Linked DNA regions of Mus musculus: regions 1, 2, 3, 4, 5 and 6 are each linked to region 7. Evidence: chromatin loops called from intact Hi-C (ENCODE). Cell type or tissue: gastrocnemius. All regions are shown on one strand. Region 1 overlaps Gm32979 (a long non-coding RNA gene). Region 2 has its middle 31 kb from the start of Gm38486. Region 3 holds the start of Zfand5 (zinc finger, AN1-type domain 5). Region 4 holds the start of Gm32979 (a long non-coding RNA gene). Region 5 has its middle 100 kb from the start of Gda. Region 6 has its middle 7.1 kb from the start of Zfand5. Region 7 has its middle 67 kb from the start of 4930554I06Rik.

The links. A loop is a pair of places that touch in the nucleus more often than their neighbours do. Peaks named below come from ENCODE experiments on the same cell type or tissue, not always from the same donor. Only the 100,000 strongest peaks of a DNase experiment are listed, where the experiment ranks them.
Region 1: it touches region 7 in a loop (13-fold over the local background); 3 of 42 quality-filtered maps call a loop at or near these places.
Region 2: it touches region 7 in a loop (4-fold over the local background); 23 of 42 quality-filtered maps call a loop at or near these places.
Region 3: it touches region 7 in a loop (5-fold over the local background); 28 of 42 quality-filtered maps call a loop at or near these places.
Region 4: it touches region 7 in a loop (2.9-fold over the local background); 5 of 42 quality-filtered maps call a loop at or near these places.
Region 5: a loop joins it to region 7, with 6 times the contacts of the local background. A loop is called at or near these places in 19 of 42 quality-filtered maps.
Region 6: it touches region 7 in a loop (2.7-fold over the local background); 27 of 42 quality-filtered maps call a loop at or near these places.

Annotation. Positions count from the first base shown.
Region 1 is chr19:21,142,155-21,146,154 of GRCm38, forward strand. It overlaps Gm32979 (a long non-coding RNA gene), which reads left to right. Exons shown (of 3, transcript XR_386592.4): 2 at 996-1,316; 3 at 1,693-4,000. Among named protein-coding and RNA genes, the nearest start is that of Gm32979, 6.9 kb to the left of the region's middle. In gastrocnemius, no CTCF peak of the experiment used is centred here; a DNase peak (open chromatin) is centred at 2,064; H3K4me3 peaks cover 1,196 bases; H3K27ac peaks cover 2,851 bases.
Region 2 is chr19:21,562,809-21,566,808 of GRCm38, forward strand. No RefSeq gene overlaps it. Among named protein-coding and RNA genes, the nearest start is that of Gm38486, 31 kb to the right of the region's middle. In gastrocnemius, no CTCF peak of the experiment used is centred here; a DNase peak (open chromatin) is centred at 1,523.
Region 3 is chr19:21,268,968-21,272,967 of GRCm38, forward strand. It overlaps Zfand5 (zinc finger, AN1-type domain 5), which reads left to right and starts at 3,311. Exons shown (of 6, transcript NM_009551.5): 1 at 3,311-3,775. It overlaps LOC115489044, which reads left to right and starts at 2,491. Exons shown (of 2, transcript XM_030251153.1): 1 at 2,491-2,523; 2 at 2,808-3,775. The coding sequence starts at 2,491. The coding sequence ends at 3,500. In gastrocnemius, no CTCF peak of the experiment used is centred here; DNase peaks (open chromatin) are centred at 2,403, 3,211 and 3,721; H3K4me3 peaks cover 2,092 bases; H3K27ac peaks cover 2,268 bases.
Region 4 is chr19:21,133,387-21,137,386 of GRCm38, forward strand. Gm32979 (a long non-coding RNA gene) reads left to right here and starts at 3,881. Exons shown (of 3, transcript XR_386592.4): 1 at 3,881-4,000. In gastrocnemius, no CTCF peak of the experiment used is centred here; DNase peaks (open chromatin) are centred at 336, 2,062, 2,423, 2,761 and 1 more place; H3K27ac peaks cover 1,066 bases.
Region 5 is chr19:21,371,096-21,375,095 of GRCm38, forward strand. No RefSeq gene overlaps it. Among named protein-coding and RNA genes, the nearest start is that of Gda, 100 kb to the right of the region's middle. In gastrocnemius, CTCF peaks have their summits at 455 (motif pointing left), 1,496 and 2,427 (motif pointing right); DNase peaks (open chromatin) are centred at 2,203 and 2,376; H3K4me3 peaks cover 180 bases.
Region 6 is chr19:21,263,184-21,267,183 of GRCm38, forward strand. No RefSeq gene overlaps it. Among named protein-coding and RNA genes, the nearest start is that of Zfand5, 7.1 kb to the right of the region's middle. In gastrocnemius, no CTCF peak of the experiment used is centred here; no DNase peak of the experiment used is centred here.
Region 7 is chr19:21,035,892-21,039,891 of GRCm38, forward strand. It overlaps a transcript of Tmc1 not described here. Among named protein-coding and RNA genes, the nearest start is that of 4930554I06Rik, 67 kb to the right of the region's middle. In gastrocnemius, a CTCF peak has its summit at 1,711 (motif pointing right); DNase peaks (open chromatin) are centred at 841, 1,126 and 1,721; H3K4me3 peaks cover 545 bases; H3K27ac peaks cover 2,044 bases.

The DNA of each region.
Region 1 (4,000 bases), 110 kb after region 7:
CAAGTGTACCAACTGATAACAGGAAACAATTGTATCTGTCAGTGAGTTAAACTTCAGGTAACCCCCAACTTCAACTTCCATCACAAAGGTACAGAGAAGGATATCACCCCAAGTTTTGCTTGAAGTCCTGATTCTCAGACTCTGTGAGCATTCTGGATGTTTGCTTTACAACAACTAGTTTAGGAATAATTTAAGCAACTGTAGCCTTTTATTTTTCATCACTGTGAATTTCTATTTGTGGGGATCTTGGCAGAACTCAGGAATCACTGTTACCTCTTGATTTTGGCTTCGATACTATAGCTCTTCTTAACCAGACAGTAGATTGTAATGGTCTAGAAAGTTTAAAAAAATGGCAATATCTTGATTCAGTGCCAATTATAGTGCATAATTTGAAAATATTCCTCATGCATTGCAATAAGACTCCTCCAAAGGGGGAAAACCACTGACTTATTACTACTCCTTACATTGTGTGCCAATTGATGAAGACTTCCCATCGTCCATTAACGGTCCAGAAAGATCCGCTTATACATGGGTCTTAAGAAGACTGCATTTGCAGTCTGAAAGAACTAGAAGTAAACCTGGTGCTTCTAGTACATAAGTCTTTCTCAGTAGAATCTAGGTTAGTAACAAAAGATCCCAAACTATGGGTTTCACAAGAGAATCTCCAGTATATTAACCATGACCTTCTCAGATCTTCTCTTCAAAAGCTGGAAGATTTGAAACAAGGCAGCGATGTTCACTTTCATCCTCCTTCAACATTGAACTAAATGTTCTAGCTAACGCAACTACAGAAGAACAAAAGTAAAAGATATCCATCTGGAGATGAAGAAGTAAAAGTGTGCCTGTAAGTGGTATGTATGTGAGAGTGTGTGTGTGTGTGTGTGTGTGTGTGTGTGTGTGTGTGTGTGTGTAAAATCTGGAGAGGTTTATAGTGTGCCCTACTATGTCCTGAAAACAAAAGGCATTTCTGTCCATCTTTCTTCACCACTTTCTAGGACAGCAGTTCACCAACCTCAACGTGGAGAACAGAGCTACTAAACATGAATTCTCAGGCCACATTCCCAGAGATGCTCAAACACTAGCTGGAAACTTCATCTTAAGAAGCATTCTAGGCTGGGGTGAGGCATGTGAACTTCCATACTAGACTTTGTGAAACACAGAACTCCATCTTTCAGAAGTCCATGTGTGCAAGGAACTCCTTACAGCCAACAACATCACCTATGTGGGGATCTGAGCTTATCTTCCCAGCAAGTTCTGTGACTTTCCACATATCCCTTGACCTCAGGCTTCCTCAGTTCCCTTCACTACAGAATGAGGTAAATGAATATTATATTCTTAAGAGTTTGATGTGAGCACTCAATGTATTAACATGGCAAACATATTTATTGCCACGTATGTGACATATCTGCCTGTCCCGGGGCACTAGACTTCTCATGTAGACACCACAGCCAAGTGCATCTTTGTCCACCCTATTCACCTTCTTTACCTTCCTCTGACCCCCTCAGAAAAGCTGTGGGAAGCAGACACCGTTAGTAATGAGATGAAGAATGGGCCGGCTGTTCCCTCATAAATGGGAGCCCTTCTCAACCTTAAGGGTCCATAGCAAATCTAAGTCTTATCACCAGTTGATTTTGTTCTTTTCAATTTGATGTATACCCTTTGTGAAACCAGGTTTCGTTTTCTTGTTTCCAGTGTATTTCACCAAGAGCTCATTTCCATACATAAACAGAAGACTCCTGTTTTTACAACTTCCTAACTCCTAAAAGGTATTGACTCCTCCCCCATTCAGCAGCGCAGTAGCAAGCCTGTAGAAGATTGTTTTGCACCTGGGGAGGTAGCTTCCACTGCTTGAATAAATAATTTATGGGGATCAACACTTGCTTAAATGAATGAAAAGAAAGATGAACTGGAAAGCATCTCTCTTCCCTCCCCAAATCTCCTCATGAGAGAAGCATTAATGGCATTCCTTGATGTGCACAGGTGGACAGAGCTGAGCTGATGGATGCCAATTGGGACACTGCGGAGAACAGCCCTGCTATGAAGCTTACCTGATAGTGAGCTGAGAACAGAGGGGTTTTTTTGTTTTTGTTTTTGTTTTTGTTTTTGTTTTTTAACACCAGATACTGTGACCACTGACAACCAGGGAAACCAGCTCTTGGCTAAACGTGTGGTTTCCTGAAGCAGCAAAACCTCAGAAGGAGAGAAAATTAATCCGGTCAGAAAGAAGGACTCAGAGCGAGCTGGTGATTCACACTGTCCTCGGGAGGAAAGCTGGACGTGCCCTCTTAAATACCCTTCAACTGTGGTTTCCTACTACTTTGTTCAAACGTCTATTTATTCCCAAATATTAATTGTATCTCAGAAGGAGTGTGTTTAAAGATTTGGCTTTAAATTTCCCTCTAGAAAACTCATTAGAGGTGGACAGAGCTGAATTTAAGCCACTCTGTTCACAAAGTTCTTTGGAGCTCAAAACGTACGTTCAGGCAACATAGAAGAAAAACTAGAACTTTGGAGTTGACGTCCGTATTTCTCCTAGTCTGTAACACAATACTGTGCACGCCTGCAGGGAGAAGAAAGAATATATTCTTGACCTTAAGTGACCAATTCTTGATCCCTTGTAAACATGAACGGCTGGCAGCTGGGCTTGTGTGTGCTAAACTCCACCCCCTCATTCACATACCGCGTTTGGAGGAGCTTAGCAGCACTTCCTGTTTGAGGTCATGACCCAAGATCAGAGTAGCTTAGGCAGGGTCAGGAAAACAGTATCAGCTCCTGGGACTGGCTCCCTTAAGCCTTGAGTCATCCTTCCCTATACCTGAAACTTAGAAGCCAGAGGTGGGCAGAGAGCAGCAGGAAAGCTGATAATTAGAGACAAGCCTCCCCCTGTCCCAAAGGCTCATTTCTCCCAGTTCCCTACTCTCTCTCACACATCCTCCTCCTCCTCCGAGGGGCTAGAGGAGTGGATCAAAGACGGGATTATACCTCTTTGAAGTGGTGACATCGTTTATGGATCTGAAGTCACGTCTTTTCAGACTGTCAGTAAGGCAAGAAGAGCCTCAGGAGCTCAACTTTCCGAAATGAACCTGTCTCACAGCTCTGCGGCAACCGAGGGACAGGAATGGATAGCCACAGCATCCTAAAAAGGATGTCTTTCCAGCACACAAAGTTGCTTGATTAATTAATTCAGGCATTGTAATAACTGAAGTAATTGAAAACCAAGTATTTATGGCTGAACAGAACCTCAAACAGGTCTACTGGTTTGTCAGTCAAGGCTGGGGTTATTGCTATATAATCCCTTAGGTTTTTAGTTTTAGGTTTTTCCCCATGAAAGTCAAGCTAAGTGCCCAAGGCTGCTGTTCACTGCCATGTGTGCACATTACCTTGTGATAATAACAAATGCAATCTGAGGACATTTATATTCACAAACTTTGTCCTCAGAGTCAAGGATAGGAAGGGGGCCAAAGGCTGTGCTCGGAAGTCCAAACAGCAAATTTTAGGTAAAATGGATGAAAACTCTAGTTAATATCTATGACCGTGTTGTGCCCACCTATGGCAGTCTCCATAAATTATAATAAAGCCAAGAGAACCACATTACTAATGAACATCAATAAAAGGATTGGATAAATGAAAGTTAAAAATAGAAGATTTTAAGCTGCTTTGTAGGATGATAGAAATCTTACACAGTCCCTCCTTATGTGTTCCTAAAATGCCTGCTGCCGTCTTCAGCACTCTCAGGACTACAGAATTCCTGCCTGTTCCACTGTGACTCTTCAACTCCACTAGTTTCAAAGATGCAGACAACTGGAGCCCTCAAATCTTCCATACATCAGCATGTGAAGCCTGCCTAACGATAAGGCACCATCCACAGACCATAAGCAACCACACTAAAAGCTCCTCAAAGGGAATTTTCTTCAAACTTCACTTTCTACGGGGACCAGGCCAGTAGTGTACAGAAAGATCAGGCAATTGGAAAATCTGGGCCCCACTCCCTGCTACTCTC
Region 2 (4,000 bases), 530 kb after region 7:
AGTTTTCAGAGGGGAAACCAGGAAAAGGGATAATATTTGAAATGTAAATAAAGAAAATATCTAATAAAAAATAAATAAAAAACAAAAATAATTAATTTTAAAAAAAAGAGTGAGAACTTCTGGGGGCAGGCCACACAAATGCCATTCCTAGAGAGATCCTGAGGGTAGGAGAAGCTGAACCTCTAGAGGAAGTTTGCTCACTCCTTAGTCTATGCTGGAAGTCTCCTGGAAACAGCACTCAGGCCTCGTGGAAAGAAGGAAAGACATGAGCCAAGATACAAAAGAAAGTGGAAGGTTGATAACTAGAAGCAAAGCCATAAAGGGGAACAGGATGCTAGCCGGCCCTTTTCCTGACTGCAGATCAGGTCTGCATGCTACACTGCTTCCTGCTTGAGCATCTTTCATCATCTTCACATCTCCACACCTAGTGTTAACCGCTCTGCCACTAAAGTGTTGCATACAGGGGATTGAAAATCTGGCTCAGCAGCTGAGTTCCTCCTGCACTGTAGAAGACCTGAGTTCAATTCCTAGCAATTCTCATATAGCAAGATTCACAGACATCTCTAAATCCAGCTCCAGAGACCATATGCCCACTCCTGGAAGCCACAGACATCTGGACTCATGTACAAATACTATACTATACTATACTACACTATACACGCGCACGCGCGCACACACACACACACAGAAAGAGAAAGAGAGAGAAAGAGAGAGAGAGAGAGAGAGAGAGAGAGAGAGAGAAATAGACAGACACAGAGAGACAGAGAAAGGCAGAGAGACAAAGACACTACACATATAATTAAAAAATAAACTTAAAAAAAAAAAGAAAAAAGAAAAGGCTGATGCTAAAATTCCTTCCCTGAGAGAGATGTGAAGGATCTCTACCCGTCCTCCTAAGGACCCAAAAACAAACTGGGGCACAACTACATCCCAAGTTTGCCAAGGATAACCCATATTATTAGGCTTCCTTACTTAGCAAAGGGTGAGGGGTTCTGGGCAACACATAAATGACCTTAAAGCAGCTACACTGGACAGTCTGCACCCAGTAGGAATGATGGTTTCCCCATAGCTAGGTAGACAGTCTCATCCCCTCACCATTCCCAACTAACATCCTCAAAGCCCTCTGCCAGGACCACAACCCATTAGGGAAGAACTGCACAGGACTGGTCGGGAGTGGCTGGATTCAGGTGAGGGACCCGTGTCCTTCTCCTCCTCATCCTTTTATGAAAGAAGGTAACGGTTAAGGGGCCCAGCAGAACTCCTGAGGATGGAGGGAGTTTGGGTCGGAGGATACTCCTGTGATACAAAAGGACTATCTATAACAGAATGCTCAGGCTGAACTGGAACTAGCAACTTTGGTACCATTTTCTAGTCGTGCGTCTGCTCAAGGAATTGGTCCTCCCTGCTGAGAACAACTGTCTACAAATCGCCTCTGCTCTCGGGCCTGTGATTTCAAACTTCATTTGTAACCAGGCATTGTGCGCATGCTTTGACTCCTTGCTTCCTGAGCTGGCTGGCTCTGCCACCTGGTGGTCAATCGTGGTAACTTCATGCCCCATCAAACTAGGGTACTCTTCTTTGAGCCCGGGGTAGTTTATTAGTGTATGCCATGCTGTCTTTGTGACAAATACATGAATCAAAGACTGTAAGAGCACCTGTGGAAATGATTTTAAGTCTGAGAAAATAGACAAAATGTAAATTTAAGCGGGGAGAGGAGCCTTGGGGGTCCCCAGTGAATGTACTTGGCATAGTAGGCTATGTAGCACTGAAGTTCATAGCTCTGAGTTCTGCATTCACTATTGCAGTTCACAGCTGTATTCTGTCCTAAACACACAACTGGCCATCTGTGTGAAGGAACCTAAGGGCTCTTCTTGGCATCAATTTTTTTAAAGATTTATTTATTTATTTTATGTATATGAGTACACTGTAGCTGTCTTCAGACACACCAGAAGAGGGCATCAGATCTCATTGCAGTTGGTTGTGAGCCACCATGTGGTTGCTGGGATTTGAACTCAGGATCTCTGGAAGAGCAGTCGGTGCTCTTAACCGCTGAGCCATCTCTCCAGCACCTCTTTTTGACATCATTATGACATGCAGTCTGCATTGTTATTCTGAAAAATATTTTATGAAATACATCCATCCATCCTAATTTTGGAATGGTAATGTATGTGAGTAGCCCCAGAACACAGAAGGCTGAGGCAGAAGGATTGTGAGTTCCAGGAAAGACAGCCTGAGTTACACGATGAGTCTGAAAAGATCCTGTGCTACATGTCTCAAAACAAAAAGAAAACCAAGACGGAAAGGAAAGGAAAGGAAAGGAGAGGAAAGGAAAGGAAAGGAAAGGAAAGGAAAGGAAAGGAAAGGAAAGGAAAGGAAAGGAAATCACCCATTCTAGTGTCTCATAGGCCACAAAGGCTGAGATATTAGTAGCTTCATCTGACAGTATAGAATAAATGACCAGATGTCACACCATGCATCTGTGGTGAGAGAAACTCTAATTTGTGTAGTAGGTTTAAAGATACATAATGATCTGAGTGGAGAGTTGGGTTCTAAGGCTTTTATTTATGGAGAAGCCATTTAAATGTTTGTAAGCTGCTGATAGATTGTATCACAGAGAGGTCACTGTCATGTCTGTCTTAGAGTTTCTATTGCTATGATAAGACACCATAACCAAAGGGCAACTTGGGGAGAAAATGGTTCATTTTATAGTTTCTCATCACAGTCCATCACTGAAGGGAACCAGGGCAGGAACTCAAAGCAGGGCAGGAAGCTGAAATCAGGAGCCATGCAGAAGCCATGGAAGGGGTGCTGCTTACTGGCTTGTTCCTCCTGACTTGCTCAGTTGGATTCTTGCTCACTAAGTGATATTGGGCAAAGTATACATTTTCAGCTGCCATGTAAGAAAGCTAATAATGTACTCCAGGGCTGTACTGGAAACACTCTGCACAGATCACCTGTGCGTGTTGTCTGCACAAAATATTACGGTGTTTGAAGTGTAGCTGTTAGTGTCCTTGACACTTGCTGATTGTGGAAGTTTCAAACCTCCAAAAGCTTCCAGGTTCTTGTCTGTAAACCTGGTTGTAAACTTTGATATTTTAAAACCTACTTTTAATAGGGATTTTCAAATGCTTTGACCACCACCACCCCCTACACGTATACACACCTTCTTGCCTACCATCAAAAGGTAGCAGAGAAAAGATGGTAAATAAAAAAGTGGATGTGCATCTGTTTAGAAGTAGTTCTTTGGGGGCAATTCCTATCTCTGTGTAGTAGCAGTCCAGTTCAGTAGTGTCTGAATTCCAAGTGTGACTCAGCAGCACAATCCAGCAGAAACAACCAGGCTTCCACTGAGTCACTGAGTTGGCACAAGTCACCAGGAGTGACCAGAACCAGCCAGCATGCCAGAAGTTCTCTGCTGTGCCTCTCTCTACAAAGTGAAGATCAGCAAAGCTGGGAGACCAATGAAGCTTTGCAAGGTTAGCTATGCGAGCACACAGTCACTGTCCATTGAGTCCAGTTTGTATTCTCTACAAACATCATGCGTTGCGTGTTGCTTTTGCTGCCCCACCTAAGCTCCAGGAACTGACTGCCCCCGCCCAGAGAATATTGGATTCGTAGATGAAACTCACAGACACACAGTTGTTCAATTTCAGCTTCCTTAGTGGCACAATTGCTGGGCGCTACTTATCTCCCACCTGAAGAAGTGTGCCCTTATCAATACTCTTAGCTCCACACCTCTCCACCTGCCCTCAATTTTAGTTGCCGTGTTACATTTAGTCCCAGGGAAACAGCTCCAACCACCTGCCTGTAGAAGTGGCCTGTGGAGATCTCACATGGCTGCTTGGCTTTTCTCTCTCCGAAGCATGGCTGCCTCTCTCTTCCTGACTCTCCTGCCTCCAGGGACCCGGAAGTCACACCTATTCCTTCTGCCCAGGAATTGGCCCATGGCTTCTTTACTGACAGATTAAGAACCAATTGGGAAACAGTACCTTGTTTGTTC
Region 3 (4,000 bases), 230 kb after region 7:
GGTGCTATAGAGCCCATTCAGAGCTGGTCCACAATCCCTTGGGATCTAGCTGACCTGAAGGTAAGGACCAGACTGCTGGCTTTCCTTTTAGCTCCGATAAAAGTTTAATTTCCTTTGGGTTTTACATTCTTTCCTCGCCTATACCCTTTCTTTTTGGCTTGGGCCTTCAAGTACAGTTATTGAACACTCAGAAGATCAGTCACACCAGTATTGAAGATCAAATAATGACTTAAAATTTTAGTTATTGCTGGGCGTGGTGGCACACGCCTTTAATCCCAGCACTCGAGAGGCAGAGGCAGGCGGATTTCTGAGTTCTAGGCTAGCCTGGTCTACAAAGCGAGTTCCAGGACAGCCAGGGCTATACAGAGAAACCCTGTCTCGAAAAACAACAAAACAAAACACACAAAAAAAAACCCCCACAAAATTTTAGTTATTGTATGACACTTAATATCTTGACAAATTTTTAATTATCCCTTCAGAACTTCATATATGTATACAATCTATTTTGATCTGTATCTACCCCCAACATATTCTCTTCTAGCTTTGTGGGATTTTATTTCTTTTTTAAAAATAACTGAGACCAGTAAGTTTTGCTCATGCGTGCATAGGTGTGGGGTCATCAACAGGAAAATGGGTAACCTACATGGGGCCATACTAACAAAACTTACCCTCCTCCCCCATAGCGGCTCAGGTGTCCAGAGCTCCTCCCCATCCATGCTAGAAGATGGCCTTCCACTGCACTCCTCCCTGTCTTCTGGCTCTTACATTCTTTCCTTGCCCGCCCTCTTCCATAAAGTCCCCCCTCTATCTTAGGGGACAATGACATAAGTTAATTATCCTGATTTGAATTCTTTTTAAAACAGGAACTCACTATGTCACCCTGGCAGACCTGAAACTGGAAGCTGGAATTAAAGGTGTGTGTGTGTGTGTGTGTGTGTGTGCTACCACACCCTTCTAAAATAGTTACATTTTTAATGAAAACACAGGAAGCTGTAAACTGAAACTGGATGGTTTGGAACTCCCCATCTGGCTGCTGTACCCCTGGAGATTTACCTGTCTCTGCCTCCTGAGTGCTTAGATTAAAACTGTATACCAACCACTACAGCCATTTTTTTTTTTTTTCTTCCTAGTTTGGTTTTTCAAGACAAGGTTTCTGTGTAGCCCTGGCTGTCCTGGAACTAACTCTGCTACCACTGCCCGACCTGCTGCCTTCTTTTTTGAGACAGGGTTTCTAGGCAGCTTTGGCTGTCCTGGAACTTGCCCTGTAGACCAGGCTGGCCTTGAACTCAGAGATCCATTTGCCTCTGCCTCCTTAGTGCTGGGATTAAAGGTGCGTGTATGTGTCACCATTAGACTTAGAGCATGTGGGTTTTTTGTTTGTTTGTTTTGTTTTCTCGTTTCCTCCCAAAATATTGACATGGGGTTATTGGTCCTCTTTAATCTCTTGATCTCTCAATCTCTGTCTGTGATGTTCCATTCCTTAACAGACTCTGCTTGTGCCTTTACTAACTAGACGTAGGCAGGTCTCTGTGAGTTCAAGGCCAGCTTGGTCTAAAAGGCAAGTTCCAGGTCAGTCTGGGCCACACAAAGAGACCATCTCAAAACAAACCAAACTCTCTCTTTAATAAGCTTATCAGAACAGCTCCTAGTAGAGACGGCTGGAGCTGAGGCTTCTCTTTCTTTCTTAAAACTCTTGTCACACTGCATACAATTTTATCTGTTTGTTTATGTGTCAATATTACCATGTGGTCACCATAAATGCATTAATACATGTAGACAATATACTGATTTTAAATTACTCGGATTTGTATTACTTGTCAATTTTAACTTACACTATTGATAAGTTTTGTTAGCATCAACAGCTTGATTTTAAAATGACTTTGTTGTTTAAATTGGACAAGATAAATTATAAAGCTCTTCTTTTTAAAATGGAAGAATAAAAAGAGACAGACAATAAGGTATGCTCTATTTAAAAAAAATCTCTGAAGTTATTTTTATCCTCATAATTACGGTTTCCATTAGTCTCTAGCGCTTCAGGCAAGAGCATCCTTCATCATGACTGCCTTACCCTGACAAATGGACAGGGAGGGCATTTTTCTCAGTAAACTGCTGTGATAAATAAGGAGACCCTAAATGAAAAATAGATGACACTGAAATGGCTGGTAAATGGTAGCAGTTAGTTTTATTATTTACTAGTTTACAGAAATAAATCCCAAAGATCCTAGGACAAATGACCCAAACTAAGTCTGAAATACATTACTTGACCATAGCAATATAACCCCGAAATAGGTTTTTAAAATGTATTATGTACCGGTTAGTCCACTTGCTGTGCAGGGAGCAGTTAGATTTGGAGCATCAGGGCAGCACCCCTCCCCCACACTACTTCCACAATATCACAAATACAAAATCTAGAAATGAGGTTCGTGTGTCCCAGTCAAGGCCAACCCTAGGGTACCTTAGAGATAGGCCTAGGGTTTTTAAATACCCGAAATGAAGGACCCTAAGTGCATAAATGCCGTTAAGGTAGCCCTTCAAGGCCTACGGTTCTTAAATACCCGAAGTGAAGGACCCTAAGTGCATATTTGTAGCTAAGGTAGTAGCCCTTATGGATTTCGGCAGAGACATTTTGTGACCAGAACCCACGGAGAGACCAGCAGAAAGCTTCTTCTGTTCGTGCTCTGGGCAGGTACCCAGCACCTTGCCCTTGCCTGGGGTCCGGCTTGTTTGTCCCTCTTGCTCCATCTCATCAGGCTTGTCAGGGTTCTCCGTGCTTCACTGGAATAGTAAATTTCCAGGGGTTTCTATAGGCTGGCTTAACAGTTCAGAACGGCGGCGCGGGGCTGGGGCTGGTGGGCGGTCCTAGCTCAGAGCTGGCAGCGCACCGCGACCTTGGGCGGTGGCAGGCGGAGCTGCGGCGACACCCGGAACCCTGCCAGCCTCCTCCGGGCCGTGCCTTCCCGTCCCGCGGGGAGGGGACCCCGGCGGAGCTGGGGACGAAGCGTGAGAAACTGGGCTGGTGTGGGTGGCTGAGGGCGGACAATAGGGTTAAAAATAGAAGCGCTGCCTCCGTGGACCCGCCGCAGCAGCTCCACCCAGGGCCCCGCGGGCCGGAGGGTGACTGGGCGACGGTGACCGCAGCCTCCGGACTCGCCCCGCCCCCAAGTGCGGCCCCGCCCCCGGCTAGTGCCTGCAGGTCAGGGGCGGGGCCTCGTCCCGCGACGTCATCGCGCCGCGGGCGTGCCGACCGGGTTTTCGCTGACGCACAGGCCCCGCCCCCGCCGCCCTTTCCCTCAGATCCCGAGCGCCGGTCAGAGCCAGAGCGTCAGTCGTCGGGATCGCTGAGCGGTGTGCATCTGGTCAGGCGTCCGCTCGCTGCCCGGAGTCGCGCAGAGTCTCTGGCGAACGCGGAAGCCCGAAGAGCGCAGTCCTCGGGCCCCGTCGGCGCTCAGGCCTCTCCGCGCGCCTCCTCACTCGGCCGGGACGTCGCTGTGGAGGCGTGAGGTGCCGGCGGCCGGGCGCCTGGAGCGGCGCTAGCCCCGCGGCCTGCGGTTCTTCTCCTCCCCCGCCGCCCTCCCACCCGAGCTGCGGCGGGGCTCGGCCGCCTCGGCGCTTCTGCACGAACAAAGGAGGCCTCCGCGGCGCCAGCGCAGCTCCGCCTGCGCTCCGCTCCGCTCCGGCCCGCGGCGGCCGCTAGCCAGCCCTTCCCGGAGGCCTCAGCCCGGCCCACCGCCCGGCGTCGCGCGCCAGCTCGCTAGTGCATCCGGGCCCCCGCAGGGTAAGTGGCGCGAGCCGGGACGGCGCGGGGGCGGGAGCACGCCCGATCGGCGAGCACAAAGACGGGCCCGGCCGGGCCAGCGGGCTGGACGGGACAATGCCCGGCGTGCCGCGGCGCCGGGTGCCGGCCGGCCGACCGACCGACAGGATAGACAATGGCAGAGGCGGCTACTGCCGCGCCTGGCTCCCTGCACAGCCGAGTTGTTCCGGCGAGGGACCGTCGAGT
Region 4 (4,000 bases), 97 kb after region 7:
GAGTTCTAAAAGACACAGAGAGCCTCCCAATAAAATATTCAAGACATATGGGACACAATTAAAATTAAAAAAAAAAAACCCAACCACATAGCATATGAAGGACATAAAACACAACACACATGGGAAAAGCTATCAGCAAACATCAACAATGAGATGAGATAGACGCTGAAGTGATCTGACAAAGCTTTTAAACCCTGGGGAAACCCTAGCTTTAACCACTGTGAACTGTATGCTTATTATTCAGTACAGAGATCTGTTCATAGAAAGTGTTAAAGTGAGATGGGCGGTGGTGGCACATGCCTGTAATCCCAGCACTTGGGAGGCAGAGGCAGGCAGATTGATGAGTTCGCAGCCAGCCTGGTCTACGGAGTGAGTTCCAGGACAGCTGGGGCTACACAGAGAAACCCTGTCTTGAAAGAAAGAAAAGGAGAGGAGAGGGGAGGGGAGGGGAAGGGAGGGGAGGGGAGGGGAGGGGAGGGGAGGGGAGGGGAGGGGAGGGGAGGGGAGGAGAGGAGAGGAGAGGAGAGGAGAGGAGAGGAGAGGAGAGGAGAGGAAGAAAACTGAGAAGTGAGAATACTATCTGGGGGTGGGGAGGAGCGGTGTTTCTTGCTACATAACTAACTATGCTGAACAGACTTTACTTTAGCGAGGTAAGAGAGAAAATCTGAGAAGAAGGGTTTGCTTTGGCTCCCAGTTTTAGAAGTTTTGGTTCATGGCTGGTTGGTTCAGGCCCCAGGCAAGACAACACACCACATATGGGAAAGTGTGGCAGAGGAACCTTCTAACCTCCTGTTTCGTTGGCTGAACTACAGAGTCTGGTGTCCCATAATTCCTTCAACAGCATTCCCTCAATGACCTAGTACCACCCCTTCTTCCCCCACACGGGTCCATCTCTTATAGACACACACCATCTTTCAATAGTGCCAAGCTACGGACCCGGCCTTTAACACTTAAGGCTTTGGAGGACACTCTTGTTCCAGATATAGTAAATTAAAACAATAGGAAAGCACACTGCCTGCTGTGGGAGAGCAGTAACAAGACAACATGGGGAAATCCTTGTCTCTTAATACTCTTCCAAACCAGACTGCATTCCAAACAGTAAGCATGAGACACATGCTACTCCAAACATGAAGAAAAGGACTGAAAAAAGAAAATTGTTGGTCTAGCAAGATGACTCGGGGTAAAGGTGCCGGTTGCCAAACCTGACAACCTGAGTTTGATCCCTGGGGCTCCGGAGTTGAAACTCCCATAGCAGTCTTCTGACCTTCACACATATGCTAATGGCACATGTGCACTCTCATCAATATGTACACATGCACGTGTAAGTAAAAAATGTAGTTTTAAAAAATTTGCAGCAAAAAAGAAAAGTCACACACAGAAAAAAAAAAGTACTATGAAGTTTTTATAAAGAAATGCCCCCAAGAAGCTCTTCGCATGCTAATTGGGCCTCTTGAATAGATGAATAATTCAAAAATAAATCTTAGGGGCCAGAGGTTCAGAGAAAGAGGTGCTGGCTTACCTTCAGGCTCCACCCATCACCTGTCAATCTTCCCACCTTATTCTCTCCTGTACATTGGAGAGGGGAGTATGATGAAAAAATATGTTTCCTTTAGTTAGGAATGACATACGAGTTTTTTTTTTTGTCTGATTCCTATTTAGATGCATCTAAGATGGACTGGACAGCTCTCCTGAGGGTGTCTGGGATTGGATTACCATTTCCAGGTTTTCCTGAGCAAGAAATATAGGCTATTTCTGTTGGATAAAGCTCTCAGTGGCCTTTGTCACGTCAAGAAGGAGCATATGGGTACCTGAGGCAACCTTAGCAGAGCAAGGCTGGATGCTTCCTTAAAATAACCAAGGACTGCGAAGGGAACTGCTCTGTAACATACGGAGTTTACTTAATAGAGACAAAATAAACTTCCTTTGTGGGATTAAAGAGCAAGAAAAGAGCCGTAGAAATGAGCCCATTTTTGTCACTTGTCCCTAGAGCTAGAATTTCTCAGGGCAGACATGGGTAACCATCTGCCAGCTCAGGGAGCCAACAGCACCTAGCCAAGTGACAGTAATCCTGTCCCTTCCCATCCTCTCCCCTCCTCTGCATTTACTCCTAGGAAAGGTGAGGAGAGAGGGAGTAGGAGGAAGAGACCCACTGGCCTCCTTTCTCTCTGTAGGCTTCAGACTGAAGCAGGACAAGATTAGCTAAAGGAAAGTCCGTGGTAAATACTATTTGGCATTTTATCCTGGCAAAGCCCTGGAGACTGTCAAGAAGGCATTGAGACTGCCTGTGACTTAGTACCTTTTATTTGACTGAAAACACAAAAACAAAAACGAGTCATGGACAGCCTCAGATGCTCACTCATCCAGGGTTGGGGGGAGGGGAGAAATGATCTCCCAGAATGGAAGGAGGGGTAGGAGCCATGAACAAAGCTGCACCTGGCCAAGTGCTCCCACTGAGCCCCATATGTGTGCCACACACACACACACACACACAGGAACACTTGCTATTTTCTCTTCTCAAAAAAAGCTTTGAATAGCAGGCGACTGCTGAAAGTTGTTATTTTAAAAGACAAACTGTGGGTGCAGCCTGTCGACAAGTGGCAGCGTGAGAGGACTCAGTGTAGATGCTGAGGTCAGAAATTTCATTGAAGAGTCCCGAGAACAGTTTTAGGAGGGGGTGTTTGGATCTCCCTGGTGGTGCCAGTCCTTCTGCCCCTTTGAATTTCAGGGATTTCTTCGAACATTGGAAGCACGAGTGGCCACCCTGTGTGGTGCCTCATGCCTCAGTGCTTATGTTTCTGTAAGCTGTCAGTCATGTGAAATCCTTAGACACATCAACTGGTCCCGCTTGGCAATAAAATTGAGTGTGGGTAGAGAGATTATGCTATGCACCTGTGGCCTTGCCATTTTAATAAAACCCAAGGTGGTCTCCGTTTTCCCTGTACACCCTCTCACCACATTATGCAATTTAAATTTTGTATAAGGAAAACTTAAAATAAAAGGCGCTTTACATCAAGACTTGCCCTTAAGATTCCGTCACTTTATTGGCCCTATGAAATTCTGCATCTTCATATTAAGTCACACTATGGTTAATGGTGACTTAAGCAGAAGTCCGTCAGAAAAATGAAGCTTCCTGAAACCATATAGCCCAGGGGAGTCTTATAAATAGTTGTATATAGAAAGCAAACATTGTTTAAACAAAACAAAACAAACAAACAAAAGCCGGAGGATTATAACAGTAGAATACAGGGAGCAAACATCCTCATTTCCTCCAATGATATCTTTCTAGGTTTGTAACCAGAATTCCTTTCTTCCCAACTCCCGTGCCCCTGGATTTTCTCTAGAACCTTGTGGAGATAGACAGGGCATCCTTCTTAGCTTCTGCTGAGCTGCCCTCAAGCTTCCATAGTTACCCCGCAGATGTGGAGGTCCCTCCTTTCTTCAGTTGACTGTCAGTGACAAGAGGTGTTTAAACAGCAATCACTTCAGTGCTGGGAAGATTGCTGCTGGTTCAATTCCCACTGTTTTCTGAGTGTTTAATGCCTATTCAGTATTGTGCATTTGCCCAAAATCTTCTGAGCCTTAAGCCAGTAGTACCAGAAGACAGCAGATTGTCTGAGCCTCAGGGGGGATTTTTGCCCAGTTTGTTCTTTGGTGATTATTGTCATAGCAGAACTGGATCACTTGCTGAAGAAGATATCTTGGGGAAAAATTATAATAATGTTTCAAAATATGAGAAGCCTAATGTTTGTAGAAACTGTAGATGTATAAATAGGTTATGCATTTGAACAAGGAGGAATTACAATAGATCAGGGCTTAGAAACAAATAAATACTTTATTAATAAGGCTCATCGCAGCTCTTGGGATGTGTTTGAGGGAGTCAGGAAGCATGCATAGCCTCAAGCTCTCCCAAATCATATATGGTCAAGCTAACAGGACCTGAATCTGCCATAGTTCATGGGCTCTCTGGGGGCAAGGGATGAGAGGCACTGGAAAAACAGAG
Region 5 (4,000 bases), 340 kb after region 7:
GCATATGTCAGTCACTGATTAGGTGGGTGGACATTCATTGCATTACTAGATGAAAGATTTGAGTCGGAAGATGACGATAAATCACACTTGACCTAGAAAAGTAAACATCAAGCTTTCAAATGCAGTCTGCTTAGCCTGGGCAAAAGATGTTTCTCTTCACCCCGATATTGCTTTCCCCAAGAACACCATCGCCGTGGCGTTATGGGACACGACTTTGCATTCTCTCCACTGCTGATTGTGCATGGGTGACTGTATAAAGAGATGCTTTATTAGTACTAACAGGATATTAATTATTCATCTCTTGTTGCTAAGCAATAGTTTATCTGTGATCATAAAGGTAAATCTGTGGGACTGGAGAGACAGTTCAACGGCTAAAAGCACTTTTGAAGCCACACCAGGTAACTCACAACTGCCTCTAACTCCAATTCCAAGGGATCTAGCGCCCTCTTCTGGCCTCTATGGGTACCTGCACTCATGTGCACATACTTAAGATAGAGATGTAACTAAAATTAATTCTTAAACAAACAAAAACCTCAAAACAAACAAACAAAAAAGTGTGTCAGTGTTAAAATGCAAAGAAGTCCTGTAATTTTGGATCAGTTTGAGCTCAGGTCATAGCCACTCAGTGCCTTCAAAGAGCAAGGAAAAAATAGAAAGTAAAACCTAAAACCTGCCAGATGATACTAAGGGAGATACTAAGGTCCTGCGGAGGGAGGAGGTTTGGGCTCACTGCACAGAGAAGTTGGCTTGGTTGCCTTGGGTCAGATCTGGTTCCCTAGTCACTAGACAAGCAGAATATAGTTTTCCAAACTACGTATCCATTAAGAATAGTAGCAGACACAGAGAGAAGTGGTATGAGGATTAGATAGAGTTCATAGCATCAAGTCGTGAGTAAGACAAGACTGATGGCTGCCCACCCAGAAGAAATACGGTACTACTGAAGATGCCGTTGGAACCAGGAGAAAGAGTAGCTTCCCCTGAACACAGCCTGGGCTGGGGCACACTAGGCTGCTGGGTAGAACAAAGATTGCCAGGCCCCTAGAACTGTTGGTCTAATCAAAGGGTGTGGGAGACAAAAATCGAGGCAAGAGTGTGGCTTCGCAGCATCTGAGACCCTTGGCCACATGACTGTCACTTTAATGAAGAGGCAGAGAAAGCACGCAGCACACAACTGTGGAGAAAGCTTTACCACGTGCACCTAGTGATAGACAAGGCAGTGGTTCTCAACCTTCCCATGGTTTCAAATCGGACATCCTGTATAGCAGATGCTTACGTTGTGATTCGTAACAGTTCAGTAGCAAAATTACAGTTATGAAGTAGTAGTTATGAACCAATTTTATGGTTGGGGGTCAGCTCAGCCTGTGGAACTGTACTAAAGGGTCGAAGCACTAGGAAGGTTGAGAACCACTGCTCTAGAGGGAATTCCGGAGCCTTGTGAGAGCACCCCAATGTGCCTTCCACCTCGGAGCCCTCTGTCTGGAGTCCTCTACTGATGAAACTTGGTATTACTAGCTGTCAGAGGAAGGTTCTGTCAAGGGCTCCACCATATGGTCACAGACCCCATGAAACAGGGGCGCTTTTGAAGCAGAGAGACAGGAAGTCAATAATCCCACCATGCTGTTCGTAAGGATCTCTCATTTCGATTATCTATTAGATGGGAGAGAACTGTCTCAAAATGGAGTATCTTGTAAACAGCGACTTTCCCATGAGCCTGTAGGCTGATGGAGTTCAGCTGTGTGTAATGTGATGTCACTCCGAGGACTGAGTGTAGATGCTCTTCTGGGCTAGTTCAGTGCATGGTGTCTTGCAGATGACTAGAGGGCTGTGTAGTGAAATGCTCTCGCCCTCCCCACTCCCCGCCGCCACCTCTCTCCCCGCCCCTCCTTCTCTACCCTGTCTCACTTCCTTCAACACTTTTGCTTACTCTCCATGCAATACTAGTACTTATTCATCTCTATGGACCTTCTCATCTGGGCCGTCTACGCAGCCTCTTCAATAATAAGCCTTTCCGTATAGACTTCTTAAATCATGGTTTATACCGTCCAGAAGCACAAAAGCAGACGCTTCCAGGTGTTCTCAAAGGCCTACACCCAGAATCAGCACATTACTCTCGCTGAACTCTAACGGCTGAAGTGAGCCCCAGGTGTAGCCCAGATTTAGTGTGTTAAAGGACTGCAGAGCAGGCATGCACAGGGGAGCCAGGTTAGGTTGGATGCCGTCTTTGAATGTCGAGCTTAGCCATCTGTTTCCTATAAAATGGAATCAATGTTGCCAGACTCACAATCATCACCATTTTCAAATAATAACCACCTAGTAGCAACATTTTTATAAAGATTAAAAAAGACTTGAGGAACGCCTCCCCACCCCACCCACTCTGGGCTCTTGGGAGTTTTTGAAAACATTGTTTCATGTGCGTCTATTCATATCTTGGCCACTAGGTGGCATACTGGTCAAACATTATCTTCACCTCCACTGAAGGCTGCTGAAAATTGCCACGTTTACAACTTGAAGCAAACATCAGTTCCCTTCACTTTCAAATAGTATTTTTTTCCTTAGCCTCTGGTTCACATAGAATACTTCCTTCAAGCTAGCAAATTCTCTTCTAACAATTTATGTTTCTCTATAGTGAAATGAGTTAGATAAAATGAGTTTCCCATCAGTGGAGGTGTGCAAGTAGAAGCTAGACAACCATTTGGCAAATTGCTAACAGAAATATTTTAACTCTATTTCCATGGCTATTTTCTGTAAATAGGGGAACTACCTTTTTTCAGACTGCGCATCCCCATTGTCTCCATCTGCTTTTGTGCTGATGTCACGGAGCTGAGTAGCTGGCCGGGGACCCTCTGAGGTTCTCCCACATTCTCTACAGAACCCAAAGTATGAACTCTCTTTACAGAGAAAGTTTGCAGGACTCCGAGCTAACCTGCAAACCTAGAACCAACTCTTGCTAATTGCCCTATTAATGCCCCTTATTTGCTTTGGCCTAGCATCCAACCCAGTTGTTTAACTTCTGTTGTCTGAGACCTTGATCTTCCTTTCCCGCGTTAACTTTTGGGACGATTCAACACGCTTCGGATTTATAGACGCAGCGTCCACGTGCTGGCCACTGCTGTTGCCCCAGTGCCGGTTTTATTTTTTAATTTAAATATATACATATATTTCAAGAAGCAATACATAAGACAATACAAAGTTTAGATACTTACAAATGTAAAAGAGAAGGCTGTGAAACATCCATTGAATTCTCAGTTCCTGCAGAGTAACCTGCTTCAGTAGATTACAAGCAGCTCCACAGGGCCGGTTGTCTGTGCCTGTGCCTGTGCTTGCAGGCCATTTCAATACAGTGTAAAAGCAATTACAAGAATATTTTTGTGTTTGCATATAGAATAAAGTCTCCAGAGCTAAACTGTAGAGTCAGAGGACATGAGTACCTTTCATTTTTTGAAAACTGTTACATTCTCCTTCTCAGTTTATTCCCCTCCATGTCTTAGTAGTGACAAACAAGGGCAGTTATTTCATGCAAATGTGATGTGGGGTGTGTGTGGTGGGGGTGCTGGGGACTGAGCCCTTAGCTTCATACATACTACACAGTGTTTGATTACTGTGGTATATTGTATTGGGATTGAGACCGGAGACAAAGAGCAGAGGTGCATATTTAACATGCCAAAGGGGACCTGTCCTCCAGGTTCTCCCAGCATCCCTCAGTCCCTACCTTGCAACCTTCACCCTCTACCCTGAACTTTCTAGGCCCAAGGGTTAGGCTTCCCCTCCCCCAAGAGTCTCTTTCATAAATAATCCAGACATTTTAGCGATCTCTCTCTCTCTTTCTCTCTTTCTCCCCTCCCCTTTCCCCCTCTCCCTCTCCCTTCTCTCCCCTCTTTCTTCTCCCTTCTCTTCCCTCTCCCCCCTCTCCTTTCTCTCCTCTCCCTTCTGTCCTCTCTCTTTTCTGTCCCCTCTCCCCTTTCATCTCTTCCATCTCTCCCCTCTTGCTTTGTCCCCTCTC
Region 6 (4,000 bases), 230 kb after region 7:
AAGTTCTTGGACCTTTTCTCAAACTACTGGCAAAACACTCATAGACACAAAAATTATCACCAGGCCTATATAATAACCGATTACTTAAAATCAGCCAGTCACTAATTCAGCTGAGACAAAATACAGTCCATTATTGAGTATGTGTGTATGTTCACACGTGAAGATCAGAGGACAATTTGTAGGATTCTGTTCTCTGCTTCCACCCATGGGGATTAAACTCAGGTCTTCAGGTACTTTAGCTGCTTAGCCATCTCTCTAGCATCATAGTCATTAATTATTACAGAGGCAAACATTGTAGAGAACCATTACATTGCATTTTTAACTGATTTGTCCTAAATATAAATGAATAATCCTTTGGGTTGACAATTTCAAAAATGACTTTTAAATACTGAGTTGGTTTGGCCTAATCTCTGAACTGTGAGGAGGACTGGAAATGAGGGAACGTGATGTAAATATCAAATCACATCCAAAGGATATCAAAACCCAGCAAAGGCCTTGACTACATGCGTCCTTTCACATTCTCCCTTAGGGAGTACAGAGACAAAGAAGAGCTATCTATGGCAGGATAATAACAGTACCAGAAGCAACTCTACCATTATATATATATATATTTTTTTTTTCAAGACAGGGTTTCTCTGTATAACCCTGGCTGTGCTGGAACTCACTCTGCAGACAAGGCTGGACTCAAACTCAGAAATCCACCTGCCTCTGCCTCCCAAGTGCTAGAATTAAAGGCATGTGCCACCACTGCCCGGCTTTACCATTATAATTCTATCTTCATCACGTGACAAGTATTCTTGGTTGGCAACTTGACTGTATCTGGAATGCTCTATAATCCAGAAATAGAGGGCACACCTATGAAATATTTTTTGCTTGGTTTGAAGTGAGTGAATTTACATCTGATCCATTTCCCACCTTTGAGGTGGGACACACATCTTTGATCCAAATCTTTTTTTGTTTGTTTGGTTTTTGTTTTGTTTTGTTTTGGTTTTGGTTTTGTTTTTGTTTTTGGAGACAGGGTTTCTCTGTGTAGCCCTGGCTATCCTGGAACTCACTGTGTAGACCAGGTTGGCCTCGAACTCAGAAATCCACCTGCCTCTGCCTCCCAAGTGCTGGGATTAAAGGCGTGCGCCACCACGCCCGGCCTTTTTTTTTTTTAAGATTTATTTATTTCATGTATGTGGATATATAGTTGCTGTCTTCAGACACACCAGAAGAGGGCATCAGATCCCATTACAGATGGTTGTGAGCCACCATGTGGTTGCTGGGAATTGAACTCAGGACCTCTGGAAGCGCAGTCAATGCTCTTAACTGCTGAGCCATCTCTCCAGCCCTTTGATCCAAATCTTGAGGCAGGAAGACACAACATCCATCGTTAATTCAGATCTTGAGGAGGGAAGACAGACCTTGAATCTGGGCCATACCTCCTGTTGGAATATTATATAAGGACATGAAAGAAGAAAGCTTTTGCTCTTTACTTGCTTGTTCATGCCTTGCAAGTAAGTCCATTCCTTCACTGGCATTAGGGCCTACTGGTTTATAATTCCAGCATAGAACTGAAGACCAGCTGAGATATCCACCCTCTTGGACTGAACAACTACTGGTTTCTTAGGCTTTCCATTAATCACCTTCCATTGTTAGATTAGTTGGACCATAGCCTGTAAGTGATTCTAATAAGTAATATATATACATAAATATACATACACACATATTTATGACTTATAATTGATTATTATTACATATAATTTTATATCAAATCATTATATATATCATATAAATATATTAGTATAATATTAATTATATGGTATGTATCATATACATGTTTATGATATATCATGTATATATCATATATATGTATATGATTACATGTCCTATAACAATACAATATATTATATAATTATATGTGTTTATAATATTCTATCATATATGTGAATTATATAGTATATAGGATATAATTATATCATGTGATATATAATATATGTATAATATGTAATATATTACACACACACACACACACACACATATATATACATATTTTATTCTGTAAGTTCTGCTACTCTAGAGAACCCTGACTAATATTGCAAAATAACCCCAGATCCCTATATTCTAAGCTAGACCAATAGCTTACATTCCTATTTTTAAGAGACATTTCTACTTTAAGAAATTTAATTATAGTTGCTTTTTCTATTCTGGTCACTCTCTCTTCTGGCCCATTTTCTAATTTACAACTTAAGTGATCCTAAAATGATGATACTAGCTTATTCTTTAGCAGAATACAAACAGTGGCAAGAAAATCAGCCAGGCTCCCCTGAGGCTGGGTTGTCTGGAACTCAGACTTGAGTTTTTCAGCTCCATATGATTAGCGTATGCATCCATAGCACATGGCACTTTACTTTCATAGTATTTGCCAACTCATAGTTAAACGTTGACTTGATATTATCCTTTTTGCCTGTGTAAGGTTAAGAGCCATGAAAAGTGGGTAACATGTTTTCCCACCAATATGTATTTTAACATTTGTTTCAGCTGGTGCCGATCAGCATTTGGGGGACATAGGTAGGAGGAACAGCTTGCTCTCTGTCACACTCAACAACCAAGGGCATTTCTTAGACTTTCAATATCTAGACTAGAGCCAAACTGTGAGTTTAGATGCAGAAAAGAATTTTAGGGCTAGCTGAGTTTATGAAGCCAAGTTGGGGATTAAGAAAAATCCTTTAATACAGGTTGAAGCATGAAGGTTAACAGAAAGAGGTTAAGAGAAACACCAAGAAAATAAATACCTGAGAGCATGGAGTGGGCACCCCAAAGAAGAGTGTCCCCCCATTGCGCCCCTCCTCCAGGCCAGGGAGAGTCACAGCTCATTGTGCTTGACAACACTCAGGTATAGGATTTTGGTAGGATTTGAAGTTACTATCTTGAAAGGGTTGCTAAGATACCTGAAGGACAAAACTGGGTGATCGATCATCTTTACCGTAAAAAAAGTTTAAGACTCTGGCTTGAGATTCTCAAATGTCTGGGAAAGTAATGAGGCCTTACGCAGGTCATATACAGTCAGGCCTTAATCCTGCTTCACAGTTACTTTTACATAAAATATCTATATACAGAAGAAATGTAACCTTGATGTCAGAAGCTTTTCCTTCCATATCCCTGTAATTCCTGTCTGTCTGTCTGTCTGTCTGTCTGTCTGTCTTCTTCTTCTTCTTCCTTCTTCTTCTTCTTCTTCTTCTTCTTCTTCTTCTTCTTCTTCTTCTTCTTCTTCTTCTTCTTCTTCTTCTTCTTCTCTCTCTCTCTCTCTCTCTCTCTCTCTCTCTCTCTCTCTAAGATAGGATTTCTTTGTGTAGCCCTGGCTATCCTGGAACTCACTCTGTAGACCAGGCTGGCCTACAACTCATAGATCCACCTGCCTCTGCCTCCGCAGTGCTGCAGTTAAAGGCTTGTACCACCTTGCCCAGCTAATTCATGTCTTTCTATTTTGTCTCAGTTTCCCCATAGTCTCGTAGTCTCAAGAAGTCTGAAAATCGATCTTTTATGATTTCTTCTGTACCAAAGAGAGATAGATCCTAAGATTGGCTGTTGGAGATTAGTTCTAATTAAGTCAATAGGAAATCTGCATGTCCAAATGCTAAAGGTCCTTGTCCCTAATTGCTTTTTGACTGATCAATAAAGATGCCAGTGGCCAATGGCTGGGCAAAGAAAGACTGGATGGGACCGTTAGATTATGCAGGCGTGGACACAGGGGAAGGAGATGGAGGATCCTCGTGATGTGGTGGCAGGCGGAAGAGATTAAGAGCAGCAGAGGGAAGCTCATCAGAAACATAGGAGGAAAGGGAAAGCGGCCCCTAGAAGGACTGCCCAGAAGTGTCTGGGGCAGCAAAGACCAGTAGGCCTCACAGAAAGTAACAGGCCAGCAAAGTTAAAGGTAAATTTAGAAGGTGTTGAGCCAGGAGTACCAGAGGGAAAAGTATGCTAGCCAAGGGAGGACTAAAACTGCCCAGCTTTTGAG
Region 7 (4,000 bases):
AGAAAGGAACTTGGAATCTGTTTCTCGTTCCCAACATTGTACGAAGACTCTTAACCATTCTAAATTCCCCAAATCAGGGGGAGATCGGTCATAAAGATGAGATGGAAGGTAAGTTGAGGCCAGAAGGGGAAGATACCTCAAATAGAAATACAGCCATGAGACACATAAAATCAGTCATGCAAACACACACAGCACACATTTACACTCCTACCATTTCTTTCCTAAATGAAAAAAAATCCATGCATTTGAATTTGAAAGAAATACTACAGACAGCAAGATGGCTTCCATGTGCAAGGTGTGAGCCACCAAGCTGAAAGACCTGATTTTCATCCTCAAAATTCAAATGGTAGAAGGTGAGAACCAACTCATGAATCTTTGGCTTCCACACACACACTGTGCCATGCAACGAATAAATAAATGTCAAATGAACCTAACAAAGGGGATTCGTGTTTTAGGGGGAACAACCAAGAAATGAAGCAACCCTGCTGTACAGCTTGAGGCCGCCTGCCAGCTTCATCCAGGCCTCCGTTCTCTAAAGGGGTTTCTTCTGTGGGTGGTACCACAGCTTATATTTTTCTATGAGAGTTTTTAAAAACAGACACAAACAAACAAAACTCCAACCATTTTCTACCTCATTTTGACAGTGAAGCATAAAGACCACGCCGGTTTATATTGATATTTCTTGCTGAAGGCACTTGACAAGCAGTAAACCCGGAAAGGGCTACAGGGCCCACCCTTTCCACAGCAGCAGGCCAACAGAGTGTCTTTGAGGAAGTTGCTTTGACCGCGGCAGCATGAAAAAAAACACCCGGGCTGCCAAAGAAAACACGGAAGCAACAGGAGATCTGTGGAGTCAACTCACGAAGCCAGCCCTCTCTTTCACCAGGCGTCTGCTGTGCCCACCACAATGTCTGCCTTACCTTTCCCTCCCAAATTCATTGTTTTGCCTCGAAGGTCCAAAAGCTTTCTTCTTGACCATTTCTTCAGATCTTTCCTATCGTCACTCGGCCCTCATCCTCAGCATAGAGGGGTGGCTCTATTCTCAGACATATTGGTCCTGCCTGCAATGGCCATGTCCTTGTCAGTAAAGACTACAGCCCAATGTGGCAGAAGATAGTGTGTCGCCCCCTCCCCCCACCTCCACCTCAAACAACAGAAATCCAAAACACAGAAATGGAGAGAGTGCCCACTCTGGCTGGACAGCAGGGAGAGCTGACTAGGACAGAAGAAAAACAGACAGTGACTGAAGATCTTCTCCCCCCTCCCCCACCCCCCACCCCTCCCTCCAGCATGGAGGGGTGGGGTAGTAAGAGAAGCAGCCAGAGATGAACAATATCCTCCTTGACCAGTCAGCTCTGAACACAAAGCAATGTCTGAGCTATGCACCTGCTCCTGTTTTTTTTCTATGGGGCTAGTGACGGGTGGAGATCCCAGCTTCCTTATGGCCAACATCTGTCCTTCTCATAAACCCTACTTAATTACAGTAACTTGAATGTTTCTCTGTTCAAACCCTGAGCAGTCTTTTCAATAAATGCAATTCACAACCCCCCCCCAAAGAATCTATATTTTCTATTTAAAAAGAAAAAGGAGTTTTGCTTATATTTTAACAACAATGACGGCAGAAAGTTCCCAGAGTATTATTGTTTAAGCATTCCTGACTTAAGTTTGCACTGAATTTAAAAAAATTTTCTTTCCACCAGATGGCGCTATTGCCAGCGCTGGCAAACCTGCGCTTGGGACCTGCTGCAATGTCTAAATAAATATTAACAACTCTTTGTCCAGTTTCCTGCAATTGCATCACTGTTTTAACAACTGCCGTCTCCTTACCTGACCTGATAAACATGCCTGTGGAACCCTGTCATCTTTATTCTTTAACGCATCCCCTGGAAGGTGAAGGCTGACAAATGTATTGAAGTGTTACGCTTTAAGATAAGCCCTAGATGCCCAATGGAGCATACTGGTTACTACAGGACCATCAATTTAGAAGAAAATGGTCATGTAGTCAACAGTCACTCAAACACGCAGCATACACGATGCTCTGTGCTTTGGGAGAAGACGGCTTGCACAGGCTGCACAAGATCAGGCCTGAGGGGTAGAGTAACCCAAAGGAGTAGAGAAAGGTGTAAAGGAAGAGAAGAAGGAGCAAAGAAGACAGGAGAGGGAGGAGGGGAGATAGGTCAAGAGCAGAAGGACGGCACGCAGGCGGGCATGTTAGCATGGTCTGAAGGACTGAGAAGACGACAGAGCTTTGAAAATGACAGGAAGAGTCACAGAAGGGAACTGGACGATCCTGTCACTATGACCCTGGCCTTAGCAATCGTCAGACTTACATGTGATCACCCCTCCTACACTTCCAGCCCTGAATTCATGACCTTTGTATGGTCTGACCGGGAGCTGCCTACTAAATATCTGTGTGTGGTGCCACCTGTGAATTCCCTTGCAAAATTCAGAAAATGGTAAAAGGCCTGGAACCATGTTCCTTCATCCTTGGCTCTAGATCGTCTGCCACCAAATCCTCTAGCTCAGTAAATCTCCAAATACAGTCGCCGGAGCAGCACCTCCAGGGAACATAGAGATGTAGAAGGTTATTTCCCACCCAGGACCTACTGAGTGGGGTGTCCAGAATCTTCCATTTTAACAATGCTCCAGGAGATCCAAAATCTCTTCCAGTTTAGAGATCACAGGCCAAGACCTCTGCTCTACCATTTTGTACCCGGGCTACTTTGTGGCCTTACAAGCATCCTTCACCACAAGAGGCTTCCTTTGGTGTGAGTCTCAGCCTTGGCAAACTGGCTGTGATCCACCCTCGAACCAGTAATCAGGACAGATGGGCACAAGACTCCTGGTATTCTTTAAAAGCCATTCTTGGAAGACAAAGGCTGACACGCACTGCTTAGTGATAATTCCTTACTTTAAGGAGGGGGACTGGTTCTTTTAAATGCACATCTGCTCTTGCAAATCCCAATTTTTTTAAGCCACCTAGACAACACGGACATTTCTTTAGGCCCACAAAGCAAACGTGTGAATCAGTCAGTATATTGACAGAGAAACCACCATGTATCTCCAGGTCCCCACTTGCACTGGACTTCATCTCTGTCGGCTCAGAGGGTTCCCACATGCTTCTCTGGGTCTCTGGGCCCCTTTTAACCATCCATCATGGAGTAGGCTTCAGAATCCCATTCTTTCTTCTACTTTCCCTCTCCTAGTAAATGCCCATTGGAGGAACTCCCCATTTGCCCAAGTCCTGATGTAGTGCTACCCCAGTACAATTAACAACACACATTTTCATTTCAAATAATATTCTGTTTTGGACAACACATTCTATAACCCTTTCACCTATTCAATGCTATCAATATCTGTCTAAATCCCTTGTGACTTGTGACCCTGGCAAACTGACCTTCATTTGTGACTCTTTGATTCTGGTTCTTTGCAAACTGTACACAGGGAGAGCTTAGTAGACAACTATGGAATGACTGGACAACTTTCCTTCCTTTCTTCCTTCCTTCCTTCCTTCCTTCCTTCCTTCCTTCCTTCCTTCCTTCCTTCCTTCCTTCTTTTCTTTTTTGAAACGAATACTAGTTATGTGCCTGGGTTATAACAGGAAACAGAGTCTAGAGAGTCTCCAAGATAACACAAGCAATAGACAGTATGGCTGGCATCTGAGCCCCAGTTGGCACGTCCCAGGCTCATGGCTGCACAACAAGGAGATGCCCTTTCCCATCCCAGTCCGTGGGTATTCTGCGATTCTGCGGCAGTGCCGGTTGGAGTTCCACCTGTCTTGAGTAGAACTGAGCTCAGTTGGAAAGCTGCAGATGTTTCTTTCCTGTTGAAATGGCAATCTGCTCTGAGGACGTGAAGCCCACGGTGCTCTGAGTACAAAGGGCAAATGCATGGGAGAAGCCAAAGATCAAACAGTCAAACACACTTGTGATAGAATTTTTCATGAGCTGAATTCAAATGTTATCATTTGAACCCAAGCTTCTCTCCCTTGGATGTAAAC